Regions from separate parts of the Homo sapiens genome. Here region 1 is linked to region 2. Evidence: read pairs that join two places in POLR2A ChIA-PET (ENCODE). Cell type or tissue: B cell. All regions are shown on one strand. Each heading gives the region's core, and the rest is flanking DNA. Links, peaks and the distances in the headings are about the cores only.

Evidence for each region. ChIA-PET counts read pairs that join two places held together with the same protein. Peaks named below come from ENCODE experiments on the same cell type or tissue, not always from the same donor. Only the 100,000 strongest peaks of a DNase experiment are listed, where the experiment ranks them.
Region 1: POLR2A ChIA-PET joins it to region 2 with 12 read pairs; 3 of 35 experiments call an interaction of 5 or more read pairs at or near these places.

Annotation. Positions count from the first base shown.
Region 1 is chr11:72,999,403-73,007,141 of GRCh38, reverse strand. It overlaps FCHSD2 (FCH and double SH3 domains 2), which reads left to right. Exons shown (of 20, transcript NM_014824.3): 5 at 6,008-6,152. Among named protein-coding and RNA genes, the nearest start is that of FCHSD2, 140 kb to the left of the region's middle. In B cell, for the core only: no CTCF peak of the experiment used is centred there; a DNase peak (open chromatin) is centred at 3,781; H3K4me3 peaks cover 1,086 bases; H3K27ac peaks cover 5,000 bases.
Region 2 is chr11:73,108,373-73,116,111 of GRCh38, reverse strand. The region is part of intron 2 of FCHSD2 (FCH and double SH3 domains 2); the gene reads left to right. Among named protein-coding and RNA genes, the nearest start is that of FCHSD2, 30 kb to the left of the region's middle. In B cell, for the core only: no CTCF peak of the experiment used is centred there; no DNase peak of the experiment used is centred there; H3K27ac peaks cover 4,559 bases.

The DNA of each region.
Region 1 (7,739 bases), core at 905-5,904, 110 kb after region 2:
AAGATACATATATTTTAGTTTAAAAGGTTAGTCCTTTTAACAAAAATGATAAGAAAATAATGGTACAGAAGATAGGAGACAAAAATAGTAGATGATGTGTACAAAGGACTTAGGATACATAAGTCTTGGTATAAACTATATCAGAATGAAGAGGCCCTTTTTAATGTTCAGCATTGTTACTGAGACTAAGAACAATCTTGTGTCAGCAAAAGACAGAGGTTTGGGAGCCAGACACATTTGGTTTCAAATCTAGGCTCCATCATTCCTTCCTCTCCTCCTCCAGTAAATATGTATTGAGTGCCTGCTATGCCATACCCTGTGCCGAACATACAACAGTGAATGAAACAGAGCTTCTGCTGCATGGAGCCTACATTCTAATGAGGGAAGACAAACAGTAAACAAGTGAATAATTAAACATATATGCCAATTGGCGGTAAGAGCAGTAAGCATAGTAGGGAGAATACAGAGGGCCAAGAAGTGATTGCGCAGCAATTGCTGTAATGTGCAGAGCACAGGTGTTGGGGGACAAGGCAGAAGCAGAGAGGGCAGGTAGGAGACTGTTGCAGTAATCTAGGCATAAGGTGAGGGTGGCTCAAAGCGGGGTAGTCACAGTGGAGGAGACTGGCAGTAATTAAATTCCATGGTATTTTTTAAGTCTAGCAAACAGGATTTCTTGATGGAGCAGATATGATAGACAAATGAGGAATCAATGATGATTCCAGGGCTTTGGGTTTGAGCCAACTACTAGAAGGTTTGAGTTGCTGTCAGTGAGATGGAATAGATAGATTGCCAGAACAGATTTTAGGGAAATCAAGAATTTAGTTTTGTACATGTTAGGTGTAAAGGTGCCTACTAAATATCCAAGTTGGATATGTTGAACAGGCAGTTAGGGTTTAGGGAAGGTGTCTGGGCAGGAATTAAAAATTCAGGAATTGGGCTGAGAGTAGTGGTTCATGTATGTAATCCCAGAACTTTAGGAGGCTAAGGCAGGAGGATGGCTCAAAGCCAGGAGTTCAAGATGCAGATTAAGCAACAAAGTGAGATACTATTTTTATTTAAAAAAAAAAATAGCCACATGCAGTGGCTCATGCCTGTAGGCCCAGTTACTTGGGAGGCTGAGGCGGGAGGACCACTTGAGTCCAGGGGTTCGAGGCTGTAGTAAGCTGTGATCATGCCATGCACTCCAGCCTGAGCAACAGAACAAGACCCTGCCTCTTTAAAAAAAAAAAAAAAAAAAAAGTTTAGGAATAGTCAGGATATTGATACTCTTTAAAGCCATGAGACCGGATGGCTTTAAAACCATCTGTAGAATGAGATCATCTAAAGAGTGAATGTAGGCCTGGTGCAGTGGCTCACACCTGAAATTCTAGCACTTTGGAGGCTGAGGTAGGAGGATTGCTTGAGCCCAGGCGTTTGAGGCTACAGTCAGCTATGACTGTGCCACTGCACTACCACCTGAGTGGCAGAGCAAGACCTTATCTCAAAAAAGAAATAATAAAAATAAAATAAAAATTTAAAAACAATTTTCAACAGAGTGAATGTAGTTAGAGAAGAGAAGAAGCCTGGGGTCTGACTTGAGGGCACTCCAGTATTTATGGGACAGTGAGATGAAGCGGAACCGGCAAAGGAGACTAAAGAATGGCTGGTGAGGTGGGAGTAGACCAAGGGAGAGTGATGTCCTGGAAGCCAAGTGAAGAAAACATTTCAAGAAGGATAAACTAGGTCAGTGTTGCTGATAGGTCGAGTAATAGAATCAAGACTTGAACTATTTGGACTAGCCATAGGAAGATCTTTGATGACTTTGGCAAGCAATTTCAGAAGAGTGGTAGACACTAAAGTCTGATTTGGATAGAATTGAGAGACCCAGATGAGAGAAAGTAGAAACAGTAATTTTAGACAATTCTTTCAAGGAGTTTTTCTATAAAAGAGAGCAGACATTAGGGTGGCAGCTGGTGAGAAATGGAGGTTTGATGGAGATTTTTCAAATGGAGATATTATAGCATGTTTGCTCATAAGAATGCTCCAGTAGAGATGGAAAAACTGACATTGTAGATTTTTGAATTGATATTCTTGAGTGAGAGGTTGTGTAACATAGTGTAAATGTGAGGAGTTGGCCTTCAGAGCACAGGTAGTTCGTGCAAGTAATAGGAGGATTGGCATAATGTATGGGTGCAGAGACAAGGAGTTTGGCAAATGTGGTGGGAACATGTGGACATTGCCTTCTGATAGTGCCACTGTTGGCTGAAAGTGTGGTCGTATTAGAGGTTTGAGAAGAGAGAACTTGGGAAATAATTGTGTAGAAGGGTGGGTGAAGAATGGATTAAGGAAATGTAGTACCCTTGCTGGGTAGCACTAAGGGGTTACTAGCATTTATTTGACATCAATTTAAAATGCTACCAGGCAACGTAATTATCTTTTTCTCCAGCCACATTCTGCCATATACTTTGATGTGATGTAAACAGTTTTAGATTTAACCAAGGTAGGAGCTTGTAGGTTATAAAGGTGGAAAGAGAAAGAGGCAAGGGTAAAAAGGGCATACATAAGGGAGTGATTATAAGGATAGACCATGAAACCTAAGCTGGGTAATGAACTGAAAAGGGAGATTATGAGAGGGGCAAGAGACAATGGAAAGGGGGTAGGACCAAATGGATTGTGGGTTCTTATAGGACTGAGTAACTGTTAGAGTCAGAATTCTAAAGGGTTTGAGTAGAATCAGGAGGTGTTAGTCAGAAATCAGAAGATTGAACTTGGGATGGGAGCAAAGCAGTAGTTATTAGTAATGGCAGAATCTAGGTTATGACCATGGAGGTGCTATTTCCTGGTGAGTAGCCTTAGAAAAATTTCACAACCTTCTGAGCCTCAATTTTCTCCTCTGTAAAATGGGAATAATACCTATCTTACAGAATTACGATGAGGATTAAATGATATGATAAATGTAAAATACATAACGTAGTACTTACCATGTGATATGTAGAATGGCAAAGTACCGTATATGCTTGATATCCTTTTTTTTTTTTTTTTTTTTTTTTTTTGGAGTTGGAGTCTTACTCTCTTGCCCAGGCCGGAGTGCAGTGGCACTATCTCGGCTCACTGCAACCTCCGCCTTCCAGTTCAAGCGAGTCTCCTGCCTCAGTCTCCTGAGTAGCTGGTGGGGTTACAGGTGCCAGCCACAACGCCTGGCTAATTTTTGTATTTTCAGTAGAGACGGGATTTCACCGTGTTGGCCAGGCTGGTCACGAACTCCTGACCTCAGGCAGTCTGCCCACCTTGGCCTCCCAGAGTGCTGGGATTACAGGCTTGAGCCACCACGCTGGCTGATACTTTTCTTATCCTTCACAATTGCTTCATATGAAACCTGGTGAAATAAAATTTTTACGCCTGTAATCCCAGCACTTTGGGAGGCCGAGGCGGGCGGATCACGAGGTCAGGAGATCGAGACCATCCCGGCTAAAACGGTGAAACCCCGTCTCTACTAAAAATACAAAAAATTAGCCGGGCGTAGTGGCGGGCGCCTGTAGTCCCAGCTACTTGGGAGGCTGAGGCAGGAGAATGGCGTGAACCCGGGAGGTGGAGCTTGCAGTGAGCCGAGATCCCGCCACTGCACTCCAGCCTGGGCGACAGAGCAAGACTCCGTCTCAAAAAAAAAAAAAAAATCACTCTATGACCTATGATTATTTTTCCTTAATTGGAATGAAAAACACCACTACCATTGGGAGTACCACTATTATGTTAACAAGAAGTGCTTCTATTTGTTACAATTCTGCTGCTGTTACTATGTATTCATTTAAAAGAATCTGTGTATCATGAATTTTCATATCATTTGCATTTAATTTTTAAAATAGCCCTGTGAGGTAAGTGGTGCAGGTATTTTTGTTATTTCTCCATTTGCCAGTTGAGGAAATGAAAGTATAGTGAAGTGTGCTACTTATGATTATTTTGTTAAAACTAGAACTTGAACTTAGGTCTTCTGACTGGTGACTGAATTCTGTGCTTTTCATGGTATATCAGTGTTCAGGATATGTTTCCCTGCTATAAATCTGCTAAACTCTAAAGGTCTCTTTTTAAACTATCTTTTTAATGAAAGGATTTGTCTTTTTATTGTACAGTCTTCATAGTTAATACATTCATCCATTCATTTATTTACTCCTTCAACATATATTATTGTAACCATTCTTTATTTGCTAGGTCCTTGCAATAGCAAGACATACACCCCTGCCTTCATGGAGCTTTCACTATAGTGAGAGGGACAGATGTTAATAAACAATTACATTAAAATATTTATAATTAAAAGAAAAGTGCTGGAACCAAGAACAACTAACAAAGAATAACTTGATTGAGTTTGGGGGTTGGCTTGGTGGTGACGGTGAAAGACTTCCCAAAGGAAGTTACATTTAAACTGAGACTGGAAGGGCAAACAGCTATTAACTAGGAGAAGGGATAAAGAGAAGAGGGTGTTACACTGAGAGAAGAACATGGATGAAGGGTATCTCCCTTCCTCTCTTTCTTCCTATCACAATTTATAATGGTTCTTTTTCATTTTTTTTATTATTTTAAAATGTATTTTAAGTATAAATTAATAGTTACAAATCATAGTACTGAATTTTTCTCTCAGTACATTCTTCAAGAAAATCAATTGTTGGGACTGCTTAGGAGGGAGAGCCTGTGGTGAGTTTACATTGCAAGTTCCATTGGTTGTCATGCAGTGAGGCCATGGAGAGCATTCGTTTTGCTGCTCTTAACTTCATCAGTGCTTTTATGCTGACAGTTTTTGCTGGTGCAACACATTGAATCTTTCCAAAGGAATAGTGATACACCTCTGCCTAAATAATGACTATTTCCATCTAAACCGATTCATCTGGTATATTACATGAACAAATTTGTAAGACTCCATGGTTGAAAACCATAGTTTATCAAGTTTTTTCCTTTACTTCTAACTAAGATAGGGACCCAGGCAATTTTTCTTTTTCTTGCTTCTACACTGTCATCTGTTGACCACAGTGAGCATTCTGTATAGCATTTAGTCCCACATGTTGCTGTGGTTGAAAATCGATATGGATTTCCCACAAAAGGGAAATCTCAGGAGATGAATATTATAATCTATCAGAATTTCACTTTAAGGACTCATTTTAAAAAATAAAGCATTGCCATTGTTATAAATTATCGATTGTGTTTATAAATAGTGTAGGAGCATGCTAGAATTGACTAAGGCATTTAGCAAGTAGGAAAGAAGGTTGAAGAGGAAGTTGGCTAGAAAAAGCAAAGGATTAATAATTCTTTGACTTGACTGAGATTGCTGAGCACATTTATCAAGCAAAGGTGATGGCACTTGCTTGGAATGAATCCAAAGCACAGTGTGATGCTAAGCATTGTTGTAACAGGGAGACAGATGTAGAGCCACACTATTATAGATTTCTTTTGTCAGACAAAATAGACTTTGCAAGCACATCAACAGTTGTTCATGATATATTTTTCCAGCCGCGTCAGTTTATATAAGAGTAAAATGATGTCGTTGAAAGACAATGTACTATATATACAGGTACCCAATCTTCGTCTTGTATCTCAGTAGTGCCACCTTCTTCTTATATGACCTAAAGTGATACTCTAAAATCTCTCTGGGCCTCAGTTACCTTATTACTAAAATTAGGAAAATAACTTAATGAAGTAATAAAACTTGATATTCATAATTATGGCCCTGTGACAGCAAAAGACTTGGAGAGTCTGAAATATTCACTAATTTTTATAGTGTTAGCTTTGTAATTCTTGTAGCACTTTACTCCATTATTAAGAATAACTAATGAATCAGAACTCCCTATTGCTGAGCTATAAGAAGAATAGAGTATATGCCATGTTGCTTGTTATGTGTGCTGACATATTGCCTATAAGCCATTATAAATACATTAAAGAAGACATTCATTTATTCTGTCAGTGCTGCCCTGTGAGCAAAAGGTTAGCCAACTTTTTCTTCCTGTTCCCTGCCTAATGCTTTTCTATCCCTCTTTGAATTTAGGAGCATGTATCCCGTTTGGAAATCTTTTCTCGAGGGAACAATGCAGGTAGCCCAGTCTCGGATGAATATATGTGAAAACTATAAAAACTTCATTTCTGAGCCTGCAAGGACAGTGAGAAGCTTAAAAGAACAGCAACTAAAAAGGGTATTGTTTTTATTTCTGTTCTTATATGCATTTTAATATCCCAGTGCTACATTTATAATCTGCAAGGTTATGCTAAATTTTATTTAAAACTATATGGTCCCATATGTTTCTGGTTGACATTTTACTAGGATTTTCTGATTTCAACATGTTCTCATTAAGTACTATGTTTTATTAACTGCTAAAAATGAATGTAATTCAAATCCATGGACGTTCAAAAAGCTCAGTAAATACTTTTTAGTAATACCGCTTTTCGGCATAATTCAAGTACATAGATCTACTTAGTTTCACAATATCGGTATAGTTTGATGTGTATTAGAATAGTTACAAGGTTATTAATCCCACTAGTTCTTGAAAAAAGTTTACATTAATTTGTCTTACTTTCAACTTGACCCATTTTGTATAATAATTTAAAGGAAATTAACACATTTTGACTAAACATAAAAAACTTACTTTAAAAAACCTGATGGACTCTAAACTTTAATTATATGGGTTACACATGAGTAAATGTTTTCAAATGGACATATTTTATTACACAGAAATAAAAAATTCATAGGAAAATGGCATTGCTTAATGTGACTTTTTAGAAAAGTTGGCTGTTGAAAATAGGTGATTGAATTGTGTTCTTTTGGAAATAGAGTTACAAAAATTGAGATTATCATTATACCTAATAAGTAATTAAAATTTTCTTGTGGAAGTATTAATACTTTAGAAAATATTAAAGTAAAAGAAAGAAAATATTAAAGTAATTATTTCGGGAAATAATATTTTAGAAGCCATCCAGTGTTTTGATTCTAATTGTCATTAGGATTTTCAGAACATTTTTACAAACACCTTTCCCACCAAAAACCCCCCAATTTTCCGTTTGCCAAAGATGATTCTAGTAGCATGAAATCAATATGTTAGATGTATATGTGTCTTTATGTAAAATGTTAATTTCTTTAGAGCACTCACCTAATATTAGTCAGTTAAACATATTTGTATAAGAATGCCTGTGTTTTATCTTTGCCAAAAAATATCTCTTTCAAAACAAACATAGTGAGTAACCTATGTGATCACTGGCCAGTGATTTTGAGTTGGAAGAAAGTGTGTGTGTGTGTGTGTTTGTGTGTGTGTGTGTGTGTGTCTGATTGTGCAGAAAGAGGGTGTAAGGTAGGGGCAGAGAATTAATACTAGTATAACTTCCCAACCAGGAGGAAATACTGCATTTCAAATTTCCAGTGCATTCATCAGATCTAATTGAATTACTGCCACCTTACTCAATATCAGAATATTTAGAGAGTTTAACTACCTCTGGTGCTTTTCTCTTCCATTGATGAAGTAATCTCAGACCTGAATTTAACTGACATTCCTGGGCAAAGAATGTTTGATAAGGCCGGGTGTGGTGGCTCACGCCTGTAATCCCAGCACTTTGGATGGCCAAGCCGGGTGGATCACCTGAGGTCAGGAATTCAAGACCAGCCTGACCAATATGGTGAAACCCCATCTCTACTAAAAATACAAAAATTAGCCAGGTGTGGTGGCGTGCACCTGTAGTTCCAGCTACTCGGGAGGCTGAGACAGGAGAATTGCTTGAACCCGGGAGGTGGA
Region 2 (7,739 bases), core at 1,061-6,060:
CTAGAAATAGAAAGGAAAGTCTTCAATCTGAAAAGAAGGATATTTATTTAAAAATCTGCAGTCATCATATTTAGTGGTGATGTTTTAAGAGTCTTCTCATTAAACTCGTGGATAACACAGTTGTGCCCCTGTGATGGTTACTTTTATGTATCAACTTGCTTATGCTGTAGTACCCAGCTATTTAATCAAATGTTAATCTACATGTTGCCATGAAGGCATTTTGTGGATGTTGGTAACATCTACAGTCAGTTGACTTTAAGTAAAGGAGGCTACCCTCAATAATGTGGATATGTCTCACAATTAGTTGAAAGGCCTTAGGAACAAAACTGAGGTATCTGGAAGAAGAAGAAATTTTGCCTCAAGACTGCAGCATCAACTCCTATCTCAGTTTGGCAGCCTGATGGCCTGCCCTACAGATTTTGGACTTGTCAGCTCCTACAATTGCATGAACCAATTTCTTAAAATAAATATCTTTATGTCTGTCTGTGTCTAGCTATCTGCCTTCTCTCTCGTGTTTTCTCTCTTCCCTATTCACTCTGTTTCTCTGAAGAACCTTGATGCATGCACCCTCCAGTGCCAGAAGACATGAAAACGACACGAAAGTATAGAGTTGGAAAAGATATATAAGATTGTTTTCATTTAAAAACAGTGAGATAGGGCGGGCGCAGTGGCTCACAGCACTTTGGGAGGCCAAACGTCAGGAGAACGAGACTATCCTAGCTAACACAGTGAAACCCCATCTCTGCTAAAAATACAAAAGAGGCACTGAAGAAGGTAGGAAAGAGAGTCTTGAATTGCCAACGCCACCCCTCTTCCATACCCTGGCACTGGCTGCATGGTGTGGAGATTCTGCATGTCAGGGAGGGAGAGTGCTGTGATTGAGACCCTCCATTGAACTCAGTGCTGTTCTGTCGAAGGGGAAAGCAAAACTGGGCTAAACTTAGCCAATGACCACTCATGGAGGGAGCATTTAGGCCAGCCATAGTCAGAGGGGAATCTCCCAGCCCAGTTGTTGGAACTTGAATTTCAGCACGCCTTGCCACTGCAGGCTAAATTGCTGTAGGCCCTACATAAACTTGAAAGGCAGTCTAAGACACTAGGACTCCAATTCTTAGGCAAGTCTTTGTGCTGAGCTGGGCTCAGAGCCAGTGAACATGGTGGGGCACATGACCTAGTGAGACACCAGCCATGGCGTCCGAGGGAGTACTTGTGCCACCCCTCCCTCAGTTTTGGGCGCACAGCTTGTAGCTTCAAAAAAGACCCCCTCCTTCCGCTTGAGAAGAGGAGAGGTAAGAGTAAAGAGGACTTTTATCTTACATCTTGGATACCAGCTCAACCACTGGAGGATAGGGCACTGGGCGGAGTCATCAGGCCCTAGCTTCTGGATGACATATGTAGACACACCCTGGGCCAGAAGGGAAACTCCTGCCTTGAAGAGAAGGATCCAGTCCTGGTGGCATTCTTTACCTGCTGACTAAAGTGCCCTTGGGCCCTGAGGAACCAGCAGCAATACCTAGTTAGTACGCTGTGGGTCTTGGGTGAGCTTCTGTGATGTGCTGGCTTCAGGTGAGACCCAGCATATTTCCAGCTATGGTGGCTACAGTGAGAAACTCCTGCTTGAGAAAAGGGGAGGGAAAAGTGAAGGAGATTTAGTTTTGCACCTCAGGTATCAGCTTGGCCACAGTTGGGTAGAGCACCAAGCAGGCTCTTGGGGCCTCTGATTCCAGGATTTGGCCCTTGGACAGCGTTTCTGGACCTGCCCTGGGCCAGATGGGAGCCTACTGCGCTGAAGGGTTAGTCCCAGGTCTGGAAGAATTCACCACAAGATGACTGAAGAGCACTTGAGCCTGAAGTGAACATTGGCAGTAGCCTTGCAGTACCCTCTGTGGTTCTGGGGTGGTGATGACCTTGGGGAGAAGCTCTTCTGCTTGTGGAAAGAGAAGGGAAGAATAGGAAGGACTTTTGTCTTATAGTTTGAGTGCCAGCTTAGCTGCAGTAGAATAGAGCATCAAGTAGATTTCAAAGGTTTTTGACTCCAGTACCTGGCTACTGGCATCTCTGGACCTGCCTGGGGTATGGGGGAAATTGCCACCCTAAAGGGAAGGACAGAGGCCCAGCTTGCTTTATCACCTGCTGATTGTAGAGCCCTAGGCCCTTGAGCAAAGAGACCAAGTGTTGTGAGAAAGTAAGGAAAGAGAACAAGAATCTCTGCCTAGTAATATAGAGAATTCTTCTGGATCTTAACCAAGACCACTAAGGCAGTACCACTACAAGTTTTCAAGAAACATAGCATTACTGGGCTTGGGGTGCCCCCTAATGCAGATGTGGCTTAGATTACAACACCCAAGTTTCTTCAGATACCTGACAAACTTTCCCAAGAAGGATGGGTACAAATGGGTGTTTCTTCAAATGCCTGGAAAACTTTCCCAAGAAGGACGGGTACAAACAAGCCCAGACTATGACGACTACAATAAATACCAAACTCTTCAATGCCTGGACACCGACAAATATCCACAAGCATCAAGGCCAAGTCTTGGCAACATGGCGAAACCCCGTTTCTACTAAAAATAGAGAAACTAGCTGGGCGTGGTGGCACATGCTTGTAGTCCCAGCTACTCAGGAGGCTGAGGTGGGAGGATCACTTAAGCCCAGGATGCAGAGGTTGCAGTGAGCCAAGATCACATCACTGCACTCCAATCTAGGTGACAGAGTGAGACCTTGTCTCAGAAAAAAAAAAAAAAAAAAAAAAAAAAAAAAAGACCATCTTGGGAAGCATGATGATCAACCAAACTAAGGTACCAGGGAACAGTCCTGGAGAAACAGAGCTATGTGACCTTTCAGACAGATAATTCGAAATAGCTATTTTGAGGAAACTCTAAGAAATTCGAGATAACACAGAGAAGGACTTCAGAATTCTATCAGATAAGCTTAGCAAAGAGATTGAAATACTTACAAAAAATCAAGCAGAAATTCTGGAGTTGAATAATGCATCATAATTTCTTAACAGCAGAATTTATCAAGCAGAATAAAGAATTAGTGAGCTTGAAGATAAACTCTTTGGAAATGCACAGAGAAGACAGAAGAAAAAAGAATAAAAATGAAGCACGCCTACCAGATCTAGAAAGTAGCTGCAAAAGGGCATATCTGGCCGAGGGCAGTGGCTCATGCCTGTAATCCCAGCATTTTGGGAGGCCGAGGTGGGTGGATTATTTGAGGTCAGGAGTTCAAGACGAGCTTGGCTAACATGGTGAAACCCCATCTCTACTAAAAATACTAAATAAGTAAATAAATAAATGTTAGCCAGGCATGATAGTGTATGCCTGTAACCCCAGCTACTCAGGAGGCTGAGGCAGGAGAATTGCTTGAACTTGGGAGGCAGAGGTTGTAGTGAGCTGAGATCATGCCACTGCACTCCAGCCTGGGCGACAGAGCGAGACACCGTCTCAACAACACCAACACCACCACCAACAACAAAAAGGCAAATCTAAGAGTTATTGACCTTAAAGAGGAGGCAGGGAGAGAGATCAGAGTAGAAAGTTTATTCACGGGGATAACAACAGAGAACTTCCCAAACCTAGGGAAAGCTATCAGTATTCAAGTATAAGAAGCATATAGAACACCAAGCAGATTCAGCCCAAAGAAGACTACCTTAAGGCATTTAATAATGAAACTCCCAAATGTCAAGGATAAAGAACAGATCCTAAAAGCAGCAAGAGAAAAGAAACAAAAACACATAATGGAGCTCCAATATGTCCAGCAGCAGACTTTTCTGTGGAAACCTTACAGACCAGGAAAGAGTGACATGACATGTTTAAAGTGCCAAAGGGGAAATCTTTTACCCTAGAGTGGTATGTCTGGTGAAAATATCCTTCAAACATTAAGGAAAAATAAAGGCTTTTCCAGACAAACAAAAGCTGGGGAATTTCATCAACACCAGACCTGTCCTATAAGAAATGCTAAAGGGAGTTCTTTAATCAGAAAGAAAAGGACATTAATGGGCAATAAGAAATTATCTAAAGGTACAAAACTCACTGGTAATAGTAAGTACACAGAAAAACAATTTTATAACACTGTAATTGTGATGTATAAGTTATTCTTAAGTAGAAAGACTAAAAGATGAACAAATTAAAAATATTAACTACAACAGCTTTTAAAGACATATCCAGTATAATATGATATAAATAGTAACAACCAAAAGTTAAAAATAGGGGGACAAAGTTAAAAGTGTAGGTTTTTATTAGTTTTCTTTTTGCTTGTTTGTTTATGCAATCAGTGTTGTCATCAGTTTAAAATAATTGGGTTTTATGGTAGTATTTGCAAGCCTTGTGGTAACCTCAAATCAAAAATCATATAACAGATACACAAAAAATAAAAAGCAAGAAATTAAAACACCCCACCAGAGAAAATCACCTTCACTAAAAGGAAGACAGGAAGGAAGGAAAGAAGGAAGAGATGACCACACACCCAAAAATAAAATAACAGGAGTAAGTCTTTATCAGTAACAACATTGAATGTAAATGGATTAAACTCTTCAATCAAAAGACATAGAGTGGCTGACTGGATTGAAAAAAACAAGATCCAGTGACCTGTTGCCTACAGGAAACACACTTCACCTATAAAGACACACATAGACTGAAAAAAAAAAAAAGGATGGAGAAAGATATTCCATGCTAATGGAAGCCAAAAAAGAACAGGAGTAGCTATGCATATATCAGACAAAAACTTTTAGAAGAGACAAAGAAGGTCATTGTATAATGATAAAGAGGTCAATTTAGCAAGAAGATATAACAGTTGTAAATATATATGTACCCAATACTGGAGCACCCAGATATGTAAAGCAAATATTAGAGCTAAAAAGAGAGATAGGATCTTCCAAACAGAAAATCAGCGAAGAAACATCACTCTTAATCTGTACTATAGACCGAATGGACCTGGTAGTTACAGAACATTTCATCCAGTGGCTCCAGAATACACATTCCTTTCCTCAGCACATGGATCATTCTCAAGCATAGACCATATGTCAGGTGACAAAGCAAGTCTTAAAACATTAAAAAAAACCCCTGAAATAATAGCATGTATCTTCTCTGATCACAATGGAATAAAACTAGAAATCAATAACAAGAATAATTTTGGAAACTATATAACCACATGGAAATTAAACAATGTGCTCCACAATGACTAGTGGGTTAATGAAGAAATTAAGGAGGAAATTGAAAAATTTATTAAAACAAATGATAATGGAAACATGACATACCAACAACCCATGAGATACAACGACAGCAGTACGAAGTGGGAAGTTCATAGCTATAAGTACCTACATCAAACAAGAAAAAAAAATCTTCAGCTAGATAACCTAATGATGTACCTTATGCAGCTGACAAAGCAAGAGCAAACCAAACCCACAATTAGTAGAATAAAAGAAATAATAAAGATCGGAGCAGAAATAAATTGAAATGAAGAAAACAATACAAAAGACCAACAAAATGAAAAGTTGGTTTTGTGAAAAGATAATCAACAAACATTAGATAGACTTAGGAAAAAATAGAAAAGACTCAAAATCAAAGATGAAAAAGGAGACATTACAGCTAATACTGAAAAAATTAAAAAGATTATTCATGGGTACTATGAACAACTATATACCAATAAATTGAAAAATCTAGAAGGAATGCATAATTCATAGACACATACAACTTATCAAGATTGAACCTTGAAGAAATCCAAAACCTGAACAGAGCAATAACAAATAACAGGATTGAAGCCGTAATAAAATATCGCCTAGCAAAGCCAAGTCCAAGACCTAATGGCTTTGCTGCAGAATTCCACCAAACACTTAAAGAAGAACTGATACCACTGCTGTCAAACTATTCTGAAAAATAGAGGAGGAGGGAATATTCCTAAACTCATTCTGTGAGGCCAGCAGTACCCTGATACCAAAGACCAAAGACACATCAAAAAAAAAAAGAAGAAAACTACAGACCAGTATTCCTGATGAATACTGATGCAAAAATCCTCCACAAAATACTAGCAAACTGAACTCAATAATACATTAAAGGAAAATTGATCATGATCAAATGAGATATATCCCAGGGATGCAAGGATGGTTCAACATATGCAAATCAGTCAGTATGATACATCGTATCAAGAATGAAAAACCATATGATCATTTCAATTGATGCTCAAAAAGCATTTAATAAAATTTAATATTCCTTCATGATAAAAACTCAATAAACTGGGTATAGAAGGAACATACCTCAACACAATAAAAGCCATTTAAGACAGACCCACAGCTAGTATCACACTGAATGGGGAAGACTGAAAGCCTTTCCTCTAAGATCTGGAACATGGCAAGGATGCCCACTGTCACTACTGTTACTCAGTGTATTACTGGAAGTCCTAGCAAGAGCAGTCAGACAAGAGAAAGAAAGAGCATCCAAAGTGGAAAGGGAAAAAGTCAAATTATGCTTGTTTGCAGATGATTTGATCTTATATTTGGGGAAACATAAAGACCCCACTAAAAAACCATTAAATTCAGTAAATTTGCAGGATATGAAATTAGCATACAGAAATCAGTAAGATTTCTGTATGCCAACAGTGAACAATCTGAAAAAGAAATTGAGAAAGTAATCTCATTTACAGTAGCTACAAATAAAATGCCTATGAATTAACTGATGAAGTGAAAGATCTCTGCAATGAAAACTATAAAACATTGATGAAAGAAATTGAAGAGGACACAAACAAATGGAAAGATATTCCATGTTCATGGATTGGGAGAATCAATATTGTTAAAATGTCCATAGTTTCTATAGCAATCTACAGATTCAATGCAATCCCTATCAAAATACCAATGACATTCTTCACAGAAATAGAAAAAGCAATTCTAAAATATATATGGAACCACAAAAGACCCAGAATAGCTAGCCAAAGCTATCCTGAGCAAAAATAACAAAATTGGAGGAATCACATTACCTGACTTCAAATTATACTACAAAACAGCATGGTACTGGCATAAAAACAGACACACAGGTCAATGGAACAGAATAGAGAACCCAAAAGCAAATCCATACATCTACAGTGAACTCATTTTCGACAAAGGTGCAAAGAACATACATTGAGGAAAGGACAGTCTCTTCAATAAATGGTGCTGGAAAAACTGAATATCCGTATGCAGAAGAATGAAACCAGACCCATGTCTCTTGCCATATATAAAAACCAAATCAAATTGTGTTAAAAACTTAAATCTAGGCTGGGCGCGGTGGCTCACGCCTGTAATCCCAGCACTTTGGGAGGCCGAAGCGGGTGGATCATGAGGTCAGGAGATCGAGACCATCCTGGCTAACAAGGTGAAACCCCGTCTCTACTAAAAATACAAAAAAAAATTAGCCGGGCGCGGTGGCGGGCGCCTGTAGTCCCAGCTACTCGGGAGGCTGAGGCAGGAGAATGGCGTGAACCCGGGAAGCGGAGCTTGCAGTGAGCCGAGATTGCGCCACTGCAGTCCGCAGTCCGGCCTGGGCGACAGAGCGAGACTCCGTCTCAAAAACAAAAAACAAACAAAAAAAAAAACTTAAATCTAAAATCTCAATCTATGAAACTGCTAAAAGAAAACATTAGGTAACCTCTTCATGGCATTGGACTGGGCAAAGATTTCTTGAGTAATACTACACAAGCACAGGCAACCTAGCAAAAGTGAACAAATAGGATTACATGAAGTGAAAAAGCTTATGTACAGCAAAGGAAACAAT